2 separate regions of the Homo sapiens genome follow, and region 2 is linked to region 1. The links are chromatin loops, found by intact Hi-C in ENCODE. Cell type or tissue: GM12878. All regions are shown on one strand. Each heading gives the region's core, and the rest is flanking DNA. Links, peaks and the distances in the headings are about the cores only.

Region 1 (8,335 bases), core at 210-8,209:
TCACTAAGCTGAATACTTTTGATATGTGCCTTTACGTATATCGTATTTCAAAGATAAGTTTACTGGAAAAAGCCCTTCTGGAATGATAAAAATAAAGACCTCCAAAAATCCACACCTCTATAAGAGTAACAAAAACACTAGAAAAAATGACCAAAATCAACTTTTTCAGAACTCTGGAAGTTAGCCAAAAGCTTGAAACATCACTAGCAGCCACTGAGGCAGAACAAGTTTGGAAGCCCCCAAAAACTCTATCTTCACAGAATTGTTATTACTTGACCTGTCCAACAGCTCTCTGAAAGGCTCCATTTTCAAGGTTTCTCCTTACTTGACTTGATTCAGAGCTGATGCTGCAAAAGTAGCCTTGTCCCTAGGTTATTTGTTGAAAACAATCCATGGCAATTGTTTAATATGTGCAGCTGCCTGAGAAAATATCTGCAAATCATATATCTGCTAAGGAACTTGTATCTAGGCTATATAAAGAATTCTTACAACTCAATGTAAAAGTGGGTAAAGAATTAAAATAGATATTTCTAGCTGGGCATGGTGGCTCATGCTTATAATCCTAGTGCTTTCTAAGGCTGAGGCATGAAGATGGCTTGAGGCCAGGAGTTTGAGACCAGTATGGGAAACACAGCAAGACCCTGTCTCTACAAAAAAATTTTTTACAAAATTAGCCAGGTGTAGTGGCGTATGCCTGTAGTCCTGGCTATTCAGGAGAATAAGGTGGGAGGATTGCTGGAGCCCAGGAGGTTGAGGCTACAGTGAGCCTCTGCACTGCACTCATGCCACTGCACTCCAGGCTGGGTGGCAGCGGAAGACCCTGTCTTAAAAAATAAAATAAATAGACATCTCTCCAAAGATATACAAAGGTTCAAAAACACATGAAAAGGTGTTCAACATGATTAATCATTAGAGAATACAAATCAAAGTCACAGTGAGATACAGCTTCACACCCACTAGGATGGCTGGTCTCATAAAGACAGGTCACAAGTGTTGGCAGGAATGTGGAGAAATTAGAACCCTTATACACTGCTGGTGGGGATGTAAAATAGTCCTGAGAAACAATTTGGAGATTTCTCAAAAAGTTACACATAGAGTTACTATATCATCATCAATTCCATTCTTACATATATATCCAACAGAACTGAAAACATACTCACACAAAAGCTTGTACACCAATGTTCACAGCATGATTCATAATAGTCAAAAAGTGGAAATGACCCAAATGTCCACAAATGGATGGATGGTTAAACAAATGTGGTTAAACATATGGAATACTATTTGGCAATATAACAAAGTAAAGTTCTGAATCATACTGAAACACAGATGAGCACTGAAGTCATTACACTTTCAGTACAGAAGACCATGTACTGAAATATCTGGAATAGGTAAATCTATAGGAACAGAAAGTAGGTTTCCAGGGGCTTGGAGAAGCGGAGTATGGAGAATCCCTGTAATAGGTATGTGTCTTCTTTTTGGAAGGATAAAAACGTCCTAAAATTAGATATTGGTGATATTCAATGCTGTGAATCTATAAAACCACTCAATTGTACATTTTAAAGGATAAATTTTATAGTAGGTGAACATCTCAGTAAAGCCATTTTAAAATTATTTTTATTTTTTTATTTATTTATTTTTTTTGAGACAGAGTCTTGCTCTATCACCCAGGCTGGAGTGCAGTGGCGTGATCTCAGCTCACTGCAACCTCTGCCTCTCAGTTCAAGCAATTCTCCTGCCTCAGCCTCCTGAGTAGCTGAGATTACAGGCGCATGCCACCATACCCAGCTAATTTTTGTATTTTTAGTAGAGACGGGGTGTTACCATGTTGGCCAGGCTAGTCTCGAACTCCTGATCTCAAGTGATCCACCCACCTCAGCCTCCCAAGGTGTTGGGATTACAGGCATGAGCCACCACACCCAGCCTCAGGAAAGCTATTATATAACAAGAAAGCTTACTTTAAAAATTCCTTCATATCGTTATTAATCACAATTACGCCTACAAGGATAAGTCAGTTTTCCAAGGCACGGATAAAGGCCCCAGAAAACCAGGGACTTTATATGTTTTATAGAAGAGTATTTCCCCAATATGCAGTTCCAGAGCTGAAACAGTAGGTGGTCAGTAAATATCCTTAAATGAATAAATATAGATTAAGAAAGTGTTCAGAACCCAGATTTTCTGATTCCCGGTTCACCCCTCCATAGTGGGGAAGTGGCAAGACAGTGACCTCATGAATAAAGAGCAAGGTTCCCTGGCCAGGATGCCACTTACAGAATTGTTGCTGCCTACAGGAAGGTTACGCTCCTTTCTGGGGAATGGACGTGCTGTCTATAGGGACAGACACACTATTTGGCATATGGGTAGCAATTGACAGAGCATCCCAGCAAAAAAAGACTCAGGTCTTGGAGGCAGGTCACCCCGGCTCGATTCCAGGCTCTGTCTCTTAATAGATGGGTTTATCCAATCTTTCTCAGCCTATATTTCCTCATCTGTGAATGCAGGTAATAATACTCGCCTCTTACCTCATAGGGATGTTGTAAGAAGTAAATGAGAAGCATATACCTAATGCATGTGGCTCATTTGGGTAATATCTGATAAATGTTTTAATTTACATTGATAATATCGAATAAACAGGTTTCATATATCTTTTTTTTTTTTTTGAGACAGAGTCTTGTTCTGTCACCCGGGCTGGAGTGCAGTGGCGTGATCTCGGCTCACTGCAACCTCTGCCTTCCGAGTTCAAGTGATTCTCCTGCCTCAGCCTCCCAAGTAGCTGGGAATACAGGTGCGTGCCACCACAGCTGGCTAATTTTTTTTGTATTTTTAGTAGAGACAGGGTTTCACCATGTTGGTCAGGCTGGTCTTGAACTCCTGACCTCAAATGATCCACCCGCCTCGGCTTCCCAAAGTGCTGAGATTACAGACATGAACCACCGTGGCTGGCCTCAAATATCTTGTAAAAAATAAAAGGGAGACAGGTCAGTGGTTGTTTTCAGACTTTGCAGGGAACTGTTACCTGAAAAGGTTTGGAGCCTCACTCCTACCCTCCCCACCACGGTGGCATTGAGCAAGGTAGAGAACAAAAACTTCTTCCCTGTGGAGCAGCTCCCACTCCCTAGCAGCCCACAGCCGGGCATGAAACCAACACGATTATCTTGGGGGCATGGATAAAAGGCAGGAGACAGGAAACATTTTGCCTCACCTTGAGAGAGAAGAGGGACCCAGATATTTATACCCCCGTACCAAATATCTTTTCCCCTCTGTGTTGCAATGGTGCTACATTTGTTGTTTTTCTAATTAAAAAGGAGTACATTGAGGGGCAACTGAACTTGAACTGGTTCGCATCAGGAGCTGTAAACTCAGTCTTCCTGTTCATTAAAAGAGGAAAAAAAAAAAGCTTTCCTTTTGCTTGACACCTGTTAATAGCATGCCTGTGGAAACAAGTAACCATGCTCGAAAACAATCTCCAATTGCTGGATGGAAACAGCCGTTGTGATTGTTTAAGATACAATATACGTAAAGCAAGCAGCACCGTGGTTAGCATGTTGTTGGTACTCAGGAAATGGTAACTATTATTTCAAACACCTTTTCCTTAAATGCTCTGCTGGTGTAGTGCTCACTACCGTGGAATAAACTTAACTGAATAGTGCCCTCCAGAGGCCACTGGGAATTCAACTGTGCTGACAGTTGAAAAAAGGTCTGGAAAAAGACTACAAATACCATTTAATTGTCTTGTACATTGATGTGGAGTCAGCACCAGAGCCCGGTGTCCCAGGATGTATTAGAACATGACCGACTGTCTGATTTGTCACCCACAGCAGCCTTTCTTTGGCTAGGGCTTATTTGTTTGCAAAGGACACTTATGAGGACATGGAGATCTTGGGGAAACAAGTCCAGCTAGGCACTGTGGGAACTGGTGCTGGAAACTGCCAGCCCCTGGAAGGTACTGTCCCATCCCTTTTTCTGGGGACACTGTCTTTCATCCCTGTCCTTTTCTGCATGTCCACTCTGTGTTCCTCTAAAGAAACCAGCTTCCTCTTGACGTCTGCCATTCTGTAACTGTAGTACGGGCATGTGGCTCTGACTCTTTCTGGACATGAATCCAGATGTGGTTCCGTTTGGTGTTCCAGCTCATCCCACACAGCAAAGCAGCGTGGTCTCTCACTGGCTTGATTCCAGATTTTCAGGAGATTAAACTGGTTGTCAGTCAAGTCTAATGGCTGGGTTTAGTCTATCTATCCCTGGTGGGTGGCCAGGAGGTGGAGGTGGGGATGCGTGGGCGTGTGTAGGGAGACAGGGCCAGTGTCATGTGATACTAAACAAATTTAGCACATATGGAACTGCAGGAAGGGCGAGCATGTCAAAGGGTCTGTTTTTCTACAAACACGGAGCTAGTATTAATAGAGCTTTACCATGTGCCATGCACTGTCCTAAGAACTTTCTAAGCATCATTTCATTTAATCCTAAAAACCTCCTATGATATTTGATCCTGCAATCGTTCCCTCTGAAGTAACTGCTGATAACAATGTTTGTGTATCTTTCCATAATTTTCCTAACGCATTTTATTCCCATTTTAAAATGAGGGAACTAAAGCTTAGAAAGTTTAAGCCAAGATTTAAGCCAAGACAGTCTGATTCTTTTTTTTTTTTTTCAGGTTAGACAGGTAATGCACTGACATTGCAACAAGGTTTGAGGGTGGCACATCTCACACACGGCCGTGAACACCCAGTCATCATACTCACGAACTACAAAAGGATCAAGGCAGGCTGATTCTAAAGCCAGGATGTTAAACACTCACCCCACCTTCCTCCCAGTGTAGCCCCTATGGCATGGTAGATAATTTGGCTATGCAGAAAAAACATCAAATTTGGTCTGGTTCTCAGGGAGGTTATAATCTGGTTAAGGAAGGCAAGATTTATACATGCAAAACAATGAGTAAATGACAGGAGAGGGATCAAGTACTAAATTGCATGTTGCCATTATATTTGTTTTCTATTGCTACGTAACAAATTACCACAAATGTAGAAGCTTTGGAGCAATACCCATTTATTAGCTCACGGTTCTGTAGGTAAGAATACAGCTATGGCATGGCTGGGCTTGTGTTGACTGGAGCTGCCAACAATCTCATCTGGGGCTCAGGGACCTTTTTGAAGGAGTTAAAATATGCTATCCTGGAATACTGATTATTTAAGTTAAAGGCACTTGAAAAACAGCAGGTGCAAAAAGATCACTTTGACCTTCATGCTGTTTCTTAAAATCAGAAGATTAAATTCCCATGTGAAAGACGCCCTCCCTATACTAGTAAGATGCAACATCCTTGCCATCAAGGACGAGAAAGTTGAGGTCAAGGAAATTCTGTACAAACAAGCCTTTCTCTTCCTAGCTATTTTCCTACCCTATTTACTATCCTAGTGCAAGCCCCTTCGCCTTACACATGTTCACAGTTTACTATTGCGTCCAATCCAGAATGGAAGAAACTGACAATAACTGCTTCTTTGGGTCTTCATTATTTTAGGAGGACTCCTGTAAAACATCTGTAAAGAAATGTGTATGCTTTTTTCCTGTAATCTATCTTATCTCAATTCTCAGGACCGTAAGAGGATGGAGGTGGTTTTCCTGCTCCTATATCTTCCAAGCTCACCGCTTGATGGCAGAGTTCAATTCTTTGTGGTTGTAGGCCTGAGGTATCTTTTTCCTGTGAGTTGCCAATCAGGGACTGCTTTCAGTTCCTAGAGGTTGCACTTCTCCATCTGCAGTTGACAGTGGAGGTTATTTGCTTTCCTCTAGGTCAGCTGGAGTATTTTTCTGAGTGTTACTTCTGTTACCGGCCAAACTTTCTGCTTTGTTTGTTTTGCTTGTTTGTGTTTTGAGACAGAGTCTCACTCTGTCTCCCAGGATGGAGTGCAATGGCGCGATCTTGGCTCACTGCAACCTCCGCCTCCTGGGTCCAAATGATTCTTGTGCCTCAGCCTCCCAAGTAGTTGGGATTACAGGTGCACGCCACCATACCAAGCTAATTTTTTTCTATTTTTAGTAAAGACAGGTTTCACCATGCCTTGGCCCAGCTGGTCTTGATCTCCTGACCTCGTGATCTACCTGCCTTGGCCTCCCAAAGTGCTGGGATTACAGGCGTGAGCCACAAAAGATGCTTGCTTTTTTTTTTTTTTTTTTTTTTTTTTTTGCCACGTCTACTGCGAGAATGAAGACCATTCTCAGCAATCAGACTGTCAACATTCCAGAAAATGTCAATATTACTCTAAAGGGATGCACAGTTATTGTGAAGGGCCCCAGAGGAACCCTGCGGAGGGACTTCAATCACATCAACGTAGAACTCAGTCTTCTCGGAAAGAAAAAAAAGAGGCCCCGGGTTGACAAATGGTGGGGTAACAGAAAGGAGCTGGCCACCGTTCAGACTATTTGTAGTTATGCACAGAACATGATCAAGGGTGTCACACTGGGCTTCCGTTACAAGATGAGGTCTGTGTATGTGCACTTCCCCATCAACATCATTATCCAGGAGAATTGGTCTTCTGTTGAAATCTGAAATTTCTTGGGTGAAAAATACATCTGCAGGATTTGGATGAGGCCAGGTGTTCCTTGTTCAGTATCTCAAACTCAGAAAGATGAATTAATCCTTGAAGGAAATGACATTGAGCTTGTTTCAAATTCAGTGGCTTTGATTCAGCAAGCCACAAGGTTAAAAACAAGGATATCAGGAAATTTTTGGATGGTATCTATGTCTCTGAAAAAACGAACCATTCAGGAGGCTGATTAATAAGATCTAAGAGTTGTCCAGCTACAGAAACAAGATGCCGGATGCTTCCTAAGACCTATATGTGATATTTAAATGATGCAATAAAAGACCTATTGATTTGGGAAAAAAAAAACTATAAAAAAATTAGCCAGGTGTGGTGGTGTGCACCTGTAGTCCTAGCTACTTGGGGGGCTGAGGTGGGAGGATCACTTGAGCACAAGACGTTGCAGTGAGCTGAGATCATGCCACTGCACTCCAGCCTGGGTGACAAAGTGAGACGCTCTCTCAAAAAAAAAAAAAAAAAAAAAAAGATTGCGTGAAAAAAAGTTTGTGTATGTACACATATAAATCATAATAAATCATCCCATTACTGGGTATATACCCAAAGGATTATAACTCATTCTACTATAAAGACACATGTACACATATGTTTATTGCAGCACTATTTACAATAGCAAAGACTTGGAACCAGCCCAAATGCCCATCAATGATAGACTGGATAAAGAAAATGTGGCACATATACACCACGGAATACTATGCAGCCATAAAAAACGATGAGTTCATGTCCTTTGCAGGGACATGGATGAAACTAGAAACCATCATTCTCAGCAAACTAACACAGAAACAGAAAACCAAACACCGCATGTTCTCACTCATAAGTGGGAGTTGAACAATGAGAACACACGGACACAGGGAGGAGAACATCACACACTGGGGCCTATTGGGGGATGGGGGTAAGGGGAGGGAGAGCATAGGACAAATAGCTAATGCATGTGGGGCTTAAAACCTAGATGACGGCTTGATGGGCGCAGCAAACCACAATGACACATGTATACCTATGTAACAAATCTACACATTCTGCACCCATATCCCAGAACTTAAAGTGTAATAAAAAAAAATCATGGCCGGGCACAGTGGCTCACGCCTGTAACCCCAGCACTTTGGGAGGCCGAGGCGGGTAGATCACGAGGTCAAAAGATCGAGACCATCCTGGCCAACATGGTGAAACCCCGTCTCTACTAAAAATACAAAAATTAGCTGAGTGTGGTGGTGCACGCCTGTAGTCCCAGCTACTCAGGAGGCTGAGGCAGGAAAATCACTTGAACCTGGGAGACGGAGGTTGCAGTGAGCCAAGATCGCGCCATTGCACTTCAGCCTTGCGACAGAGTGAGACTCCATCTCAAAAAAAAAAAATAATAATAATAACTCAAACCTCACAAACTGAGAAAAATTAATGATTACATGGTATTTAGATAATCAGATAGTAATTTACAAAAAATTAGATTTATAATTTCCATCAAAATAAATGCCCATTAAATTTAAATTTAAATTTTAAAGATAAATTTAAAAATGTAATCACTAAAATTGGTAGAAGAGAGTTGTGGGTCTTTGGGAAAATGACATCATCCTAAGATCTGAAGAAGTGAAAAGATGATTATAAAAGAAAAAAATCAGACTTGCCTCAGAGACAGTTAAAACTTCCATATAGTAATAACAACATTTAAAAGATTAAGGAGAATTTTAACCACATGGGGTAAAAAGATTAAGATCTATAATATTTAAATGCATATCCAGTGCTGCAGA
Region 2 (8,335 bases), core at 230-8,229, 500 kb before region 1:
TTTAAATATCATTCCTTTTTCAATCCCTGTTACTCATGAGATGTGTCAACTCCTCAGGAATGTTAGGTCAGGAAAAGACGAAATAACTATGTAGGCGAATAACACATGAAGAAATCTACTTTATAATGTTTGATGAAAAAAAATCAGGTCATAAAACCAGGTGTAGGCTGGGCGCGGTGGCTCGCGCCTGTAATCCCAACACTTTGGGAGGCCGAGGTGGGTGGATCGCTTGAGGTCAGGAGTTTAAGATCAGACTGGCCAACATGGCGAAACCCCGTCTCTATTAAAAATAAAAAAATTAGCCGGGCGTGGTGGCACACACTTGTAATCCCAGCTACTCGGGAGGCTGAGGCAGGAGAATTGCTTGAACCTGGGAGGCAGAGGTTGCAGTGAGCCAAGCTCGCACCACTGCACTCCAGCCTGGATGACAGAGCCAGACTCCATCTCAAAACAAACAAACAAACAACCAAACAAAAAAACAGGTGTAAATCATTATTCTTTTTTGTTTGAATAGACATGAATATACATATAGACCACTCTTCCCCAAAATGTTCTTGTGTTTACCCTGTGTAGTATGATTATGGCTTGTTTTCTTTGGGATTTTGATTTCTATTTGATTAAAATTGCTAATATCTAGTTTCTAGGATTTCTGTAATTATTTTTCCTACTTAATAGTGAATTAATTAATAATTCTTAAATAATGATGACTTAATAATTCTCTTTTTTTTAAAGCTGTAAGCTGGGCACAGTAGTGCATGCCTGTAAGTCCCAGCCATTCGGAAGGTTGAGGCAGAAGGATGGCTTGAGGCCAGGAGTTCAAGACCAGCCTGGGCAACATAGTGAGACATTGTCTCAAAATAAAATATAACATAAACTTTAAATTTAAAAGGCGTAAAACTTATCCTAAGGATAAATTGCAACATGCTTAAGGATAAATTGCAAACTTTTTAGCATGGTATTCAAAGCCCCATCAACTGTGGCTCCAACCCGTCCTTCTTGTCTTGTCTTTGACTTCTCCCTGTGTTATAACCAACAGTAACCTCCAGAGCAAAGTCCTTGCTCTCACCTCCCCACATATATGCATGTCCTGCTTTTTTTCTGAGTTCAGCCTCACAGACCTTTGTGAGATGCTTCTTCTCTGACCGAGTGTGACAGAGTCTTTCCTCTGGGATGGGGAAAGGTGTTGTCTTGGTGACATGAAGAGACCAGTAAAAAAGGAGAACAGAGCTTTCTAAAAATGAATGGATTACTTCTCTGCCCCTACGTTGTTCCAAACTGAGTTTCTCTTGTCATTTTCTTTTCAGTTGATGTCGTCTCACATGAGGTGAGAAAATAAATGGACTCCTCCCGCTCCCCGCCCCCTTTCTGGCTCCCAGTTCAGCTAAGCCATAAAACTTCTTTTCAGACAACTTAAACGTGTGTAAGATATTTGCAGTGTCTGAGGTTGCCTTGTTTGGTGCTGTACTTGGCTGCTCTCAGAACCCGTTCCAGAGGCCAGGTGAATGAATGGTGAATAGACTCCAGTGTTCTGGAGGGAGGTAGGGGGACAGGGAAATGGCTGATCATGAACAACGCCCAAGCAGAAAAGTTAGTCTATAAAATACAGAGATGTTTCTTTGCAGCTTAACAATTTCTATTCCTTATGTTCTCTTTTTTACCTTTGGACAAAAAGGATTTTTAAAAAAATTGTTTGATTACATTTTAACCTTGAGGCAGATGACCTTTACAAATATTAAACAGTGGGCCTTTCACAACCTCCGGGTTCTTTTACAGCCACCTGAACAATAAGCCCTTCAGCTCTTCAGTGAGTAGGAACGGTTAGCCAAGCCCAAAACAGGTCTAACTGCACTTTAAGCAAAGATCCAGTATCCCAGCAGGGAGGCACGCCTGGCCTGTTTTTATTTGAGAAGGTTCTCCCAACCCCTAAGTCAGCAACAGCTTCCTTCTTTCTAAGATCATTAGGCTCCAAACACCAGCAGCCCTCCTCTGCGGAAAAGAGGCGTCTTCTCATTCTTCTTCCAGGTTTTCAAACCCTATTCAGCCCTGAACAAAATTTGGAAGGAAGAGAAGATTGTCTCAGTGTCATCTTCCTTCAACTTGAAGAACAGACAGCCTGGTTGTTCTCACCCTTCCCTGATCAGCTCAGCCCAGCCAGAAATTCTCAGATCTAAACTTCATGCTTTGATCTCAGATAAAATCCAGAAGAACACATTATTTTTATTTGTGATGCGCAGCCTTTGTTTGATTGAATGACATGTAAAGCATTTAATTGTGTCAATCTTAATAATTTGAGACATCAACAAGCTTCTTCATTCCTCCCTCCTGGATGGAGATCATCCCTAAGTCAGATGCCTGAACTTGACCTCTATTATCCTGGAATGAGTCAAGAGAAATTTAAATGGGGAGCACAACAGGTTTTTCTAGCTGCTACTTCCCTCTCCTACATCCCAACTCTCTTCCCTCCCAACATGACCAGGCACACATACACATACACGCACCATGAGGGCTCTGAGCCAGGAGAGAGACAGGTCTGGAAAGAGCGCAGGGAGAAGGAGGTAGTGTCATTCCACTTATCACCTCCCCACAGTTTGCCTGTCATTTGGGGGATATGAGAGAAGAAGGGGCCTGAGTCCTGCACCTCTGTCTGAGAGTTTTGTAGCTGATGGACCTCCTGACCAACTCCCTCGACCCTGCCACACACGCACGCACACACATACTTGCATGCACACACACACACACATGCATACGCATGGTATGGAGTGGTTGAAATGGAGCCATGGTCTTTCCAGGTGCTGCAGAGCTTGTCTCTATGTCTCCCAAGTTTTCCACGGCCCTCAAGTGAGACACAGCAAGTAATTAGGAGAGAGAGCCAAGGTGCAACTGGGAGGCCGCCCAGCAGAGGAAATGAGCACACCGGTTCAAGGACATGGCATAAGCCAGCCAAAGGGTGAGAAAGGACTTAGCTGCATCTCTGAGGAAGCAGCGAGCTGCACGGGAGCAGGAAGGAGTGATGGCAGGCCTGAGTTAGCACCCTCCAAGCCAAGCACCTTCCCTGCCAAGGAATGGACAAGCCCAGCCCTGGGACCCAAGTCAGGGAGATGGGCAACCCCACCCATCCCATCCCAAATAGAGGCTCTGCGCACTCCTAGAGCCTTCAATTCAGCCCAAAGGGGAGAGGGAGGAAAACAGAGAGAGGAGCTGGAAATGAACTGTGACTGGCTCATAAGGCCTGGATTGACAAAGAAAAAGCTCAGAAATAACCACATTCAGTTGCCTACATCAGACCACTTGGCTTAGAATCAAGGTTCAGAAGTTACATGGTCGGAGTAAGTGTCAGGGTGGCACTGACCAGCACTGTGATCCTGGGCGAGTTGTTTTACTTCTCTGGGCCCTGTGACCCCACCTTCAAAATGAGTTTTCTCCCAGCCCTGGGAGTTACAGTTCTATAGCGCCCAGGTGGCCTGCAGCTCAAGCCGAGTTTCCACTCCATGCCTGATGTGGTTGTGGGCCCAGTAAGTGTGCCCAGAGGAGGCCTGGTGACAGAGGGCAGGGAAGGACCAGGCCCAGCCTCCTTTGTCATTTTCCTTTATGCTGTGCAGCTACGTGGGAGAATTTCCCAGTCTGTGCTGAGAATACCTTTCTTGCCACCACTTTTGAAATCGTCCTGTAGAGGGCACAGTGTCCTCGTCCCCGCGGCTCCCATGGTTCAGTCAAGTCCTGAAGGCTTTTCTGTCCATCTGCTGATCTACTCAAAGCACTGAGGACGGCACTTTGGGAACAGGGCATATTGGGGAGCGCAGGAGGGGACTTTGACCGTGAGGAGCTCGCAGTAGCTCTCAAGAAGAAAAGACACGGACCTATACCAGTCAATCCGAGACATATTCACGTGGACAGACTAAGATAGCAAACAGATTCTAGATGCTTAAGAATTCAGAAAGAGGCCGGGCATGGTGGCTCAGGCCTGTAATCCCAGCACTTTGGGAGGCCGAGCCAGGCGGATCACCTGAGGTCAGGAGTTCAAGATCAGCCTAGCCAAAATGGTAAAACCCCATCTCTACAAAAATACAAAAATTAGTCAGGCATGATGGCGAGTGCCTGTAATCCCAGCTACTCGGGAGGCTGAGGCAGGAGAATCGCTTGAACCAGGGAGGCAGAGGTTGCAGTGAGCCGAGATCACGCCACTGCACTCCAGCCTGGGTGACAGAACAAGACTCCATCTCAAAAAAAAAAAAAAAAAAAAAAAAAAGAATTCAGAAAGAGGGCAGGGCGTGGTGGCTCATGCCTGTAATCCCAGCACTTTGGGAGGCTGTGGCGGGTGGATAGCTTGAGGCCAGGAGTTCGAGACCAGCCTGGCCAACATGGCGAAACCCTGTGTCTACTAAAAATACAAAAATTAGCCAGGTATGGTGGTACACATCTGTAATCCCAGCTACCTGGGAGGCTGAGGTGGGAGGATCGCTTAAACCTGGGAGGCGGAGGTTGCAGTGAGCCGAGAACACGCCACTGCACTCTAACCTGGGCAACAGAGCAAGGCTCTGTCTCCAAAAAAAAAAAAGAATTCAGAAAGAGTCTAACTCTAGACCACTTCCAACAGTCTCTAAGGAAGATATTAAAAGAGCTGGTAGCACTGAGAGTAGACATTTGGATGGGATGACTTGGCGACCCACGCCAAGACAGGCAGAAACAGAAAATGGTAAAGTTCTTGGTAAAGGCTCATGTTTTAATGTTAAAATTTAGATTATTTTAATTCCTACTATAAAATGGCTAATATTATCTTATACAACTTTCACCTCAGTTAAAAAAAGCTACACTGAGACAGCAAAAAAAATTAATTTATTTACTGTTGGGGCTAGGAAATAATTCTCATGGCTCAAAATCCAAAAGTTTAAAAAGGGCATTTTTTTTCCAATAATTTCTCCAAACACCCAGTTTCCTTTTGTTTGTTTGTTTGTTTGTTTGTTTGTTTGTTTGTTTGTTTTGAGAGAGAGGCCTACTCCGTCACCCAGGCTGGAGTGCAGTAGTGTGATCTAAGTTCATTGCAACCTCCACCTCCTGGGCTCAAGCAATCCTCCTGCCCCAGCCTCCCAAGTAGCTAGGACTACAGGCATGTGCCACCACGCCAGGCTAATTTTTGTATTTTTTGTAGAGATAGGGTTTCACAATGTTGCCCAGACTAGTCTTGAACTTCTGAGCTCAAGCGATCCACCCACCTCAGCCTCCCAAAGTGTTGGGACTACAGGCATGAGCCGCCGTGGCTGGCCCAGTTTCCCTTTCTTTTCTTTTTTTTTTTTTTTTTTGAGATGGAGTCTCACTCTGTCACCCAGGCTGGAGTGCAGTGGCGCGATCTCGGCTCATTGCAAGCTCTGCCTCCTGGGTTCATACCATTCTCCTGCCTCAGCCTCCCGAGTAGCTGGGACTACAGGCGCCCGCCACCACGCCTGGCTAATTTTTTGTATTTGTAGTGAGACGGGGTTTCACTGTGTTAGCTGGGGTGGTCTCAATCTCCTGACCTCGTGATCTGCCCACCTCGGTCTCCCAAAGTGCTGGGATTACAGGTGTAAGCCACCACGCCTGGCCCCAATTTCCCTTTCTAAAAGCAATGAATGTTATAGTTCCCTTTGTATATATCCAAAGACGTTCTATGCAAATATAAAGAGATAGGTACCACTGTGGGAGGCCGAGGGGGGAGGATCACCTGAGGTTGGGAGTTCAAGACCAGCCTGGCCAACATGGTGAAACCCTGTCTCTACTGAAAAATACAAAAATTAGCTGGGCATGGCGGCATGTGCCTGTAATTCCAGCTACTCAGAAGCTGAAACAGGAGAATCATTTGAACCCGGGAGGTGGAGTTTGCAGTGAGCCAAGATCGTGCCATTGCACTCCAGCCTGGGCAACAGAGTTAGACTCTGTCTCAAAAAAAAAAAAGAAAAAGAAAAAGAAAAAAAGAGATACATGTAGTCTATAATCCACCCGTTTTTACAGATGCATACTGCTCTGCCCCTTGCTTTAATCACTCACTGTATCTTGGCTTTCATATAATATATGTCAACACTCTAAACACGTTATATTTATTAACTCATTCAATCCTGTGAGGTAGTTCCCATTATCATCCTCACAACCACTTTTATAGGTGAGAAAATTGAGGTCCAAGAAGATAAATGCATCATTAAGGGTCACATATTTAGTAACTGGTGGAGGCAGGACTTGAACCTAGGCAGTCTGAGTCCAGAATATCTGCCTCCAACCATGAAACTTTACAACCTTTACACATGTATATCTGTAGGCTAAACTTTTAGAAGTCAAAGCCCTGAGATGGTTTATTTATTTATTTATTTTGGAGACAGAGTCTTGCTCTGTCACCCAGGCTGGAGTGCAGTGGCCCAATCTCAGCTCACTACAACCTCAGCCTCCTGGGTTCAAGCAATTCTCCTGCCTCAGCCTTCCAAGTACCTGGGATTACAGGCACACACCATCATACCTGGCTAATTTTTATGTTGTCCAGGCTGGTCTCAAACTCCTGACCTCAAGTGTTCCCCTCAACCTTGGCCTCCTGAATTGCTGGTATTACAGGCATGAGCCACTGCACCAGGCCGTGAGACAATTTTTGATGTACATTGCAAAATTACCTTTCCTCTTGTCCCATCAGTTGACACTCACACCCTAATGGATGAGAGTCCTCATTTCTGCAGTCCTCACTGAGGACTCACTTAATATTGTAGTGTCAGTGGTTGGTTAGGTGCTCGTGATAAAGGAGACCATCCCTGCTCTTGAGAACTTCCAGTCTTATTAGGAGAGGCTAAGAGGTGAGTCACAGTGACCACTGGTAACCCCTACTTGATGAATAAACCAACCAGGTCATTAACTTGTGCTTTGAAGAAGGCAGAATACAGATCACAAAGAGTAGGCTCCTCAAGTCTCCCACCATGCGACCAGCTTAGGTTGTGTATTTTTTGAAACAGCAAAAAAATGAAAGCAAACAAACAAAAATCAATAAATCACCACAAAGTCTTCCCAGCAGGCCCTCATATTATGACACCACAAGATTAAGAACAATCCAAATGCTTTTTCATCCAGGTCTGCTCCTCACCATCTTCACAGGAGGGCTGAAAGACCCTTTGTTGCAGTAAGAGGCTAAGAAATTTTCTAGTTCCAGTGAAAGAAGAGAGAAGTCTGCAGACACCAGACCATTTGCTAAAGGTGAATTTTGGCAAGAGGCATTTTAGTCCTTGAATATATATACAAATTATATATACATAAAAACAGGTCCTAGTTTGTATCCACTTAAAAGTGCAGGCAGGAGGCCCGGTGCAGTGGCTCACGCCTGTGATCTCAACACTTTGGGAAGCCAAGGCCAACAGATTGCTTGAGCCTAGGAGTTTGAGACTAGCCTGGCCAACATGCTGAAACCCTCTCTCTATAAAAATTAAAAGAAAAGAAAACTGCAGGTCTAACCAGGGTGCTAGAGTTTTGGTTTCTGGTTTTTTTTTTTTTTTTTTTTTTTTTGAGATGGAGTTTCGCTCTTGTTGCCCAGGCTGGAGTGCAATGGCACAATCTCGGCTCACCACAACCTCCACCTCCCAAATTCAAGTGATTCTCCTGTCTCAGCCTCCCGACTAGCTGGGATTACAGGCATGAGCTACCACGCCTGGCTAATTTTTGTATTTTTAGTAGAGACAGGGTTTCTCCATATTGGTCAGGCTGGTCTTGAACTCCTGACCTCAGGTGATCCATCCGCCTCAGTCTCCCAAAGTGCTGGGATTACAGGTGTGAGCCATCACACCTACCTAGAGTTTTAATTCTTGCTTCTGTGCTGAGTCAGTCACTGGCCTCTCTGCGTTTCATCTAATGAATGCCATTTCACTCACTCAGGTGAAAATATTTATTAAATTCCTGCTATGTGCTAAGCACCTGTTAGATACATATGAGTAAGACACACAAATAGGCTGCTTCAAGTGACTCCCAAGAGGAGGAAATGCAACTGGCTATGCTTCAACCATCTGCCACAGTAAAATGCTCCTCGCCACAGCTGGGAGTGTGCTGCTGCCTGTCAGTTTCAGTTGTCTGTGGGAAGAAATGGAGCTGCCTTTGGTCTGGCATACATTTCTACGTGAGCTAAGATTTGTTCCTATTTATAATTCTCCAAGAAAGCTTAGGGAAGCATTAAGAGAAAGAAATGTTCATGAAGTATTTTCTGTAAAGTAAAATATTTCAAAGTCCAGGGGCTTCCATCCGTGTTTATGAATAGATGGAAAATTATTTGACCTCAGCATACAGGAATTTGTCAATCAGTTGGGAGACTCTCCCAAGGAGATTTGACCCCACACCCTAAAGACCA

Evidence for each region. Peaks named below come from ENCODE experiments on the same cell type or tissue, not always from the same donor. Only the 100,000 strongest peaks of a DNase experiment are listed, where the experiment ranks them.
Region 2: a loop joins it to region 1, with 7 times the contacts of the local background. A loop is called at or near these places in 11 of 110 quality-filtered maps.

What each region holds. Positions count from the first base shown.
Region 1 is chr5:31,820,998-31,829,332 of GRCh38, reverse strand. The region is part of intron 2 of PDZD2 (PDZ domain containing 2); the gene reads right to left. It overlaps LOC124901200 (small nucleolar RNA U13), which reads right to left and starts at 4,754; the gene lies at 4,651-4,754. It also overlaps the pseudogene RPL9P17. In GM12878, for the core only: a CTCF peak has its summit at 3,641 (motif pointing left); a DNase peak (open chromatin) is centred at 3,552.
Region 2 is chr5:32,324,884-32,333,218 of GRCh38, reverse strand. No RefSeq gene overlaps it. Among named protein-coding and RNA genes, the nearest start is that of MTMR12, 16 kb to the right of the region's middle. In GM12878, for the core only: a CTCF peak has its summit at 3,669 (motif pointing right); DNase peaks (open chromatin) are centred at 3,685 and 7,960; H3K27ac peaks cover 233 bases.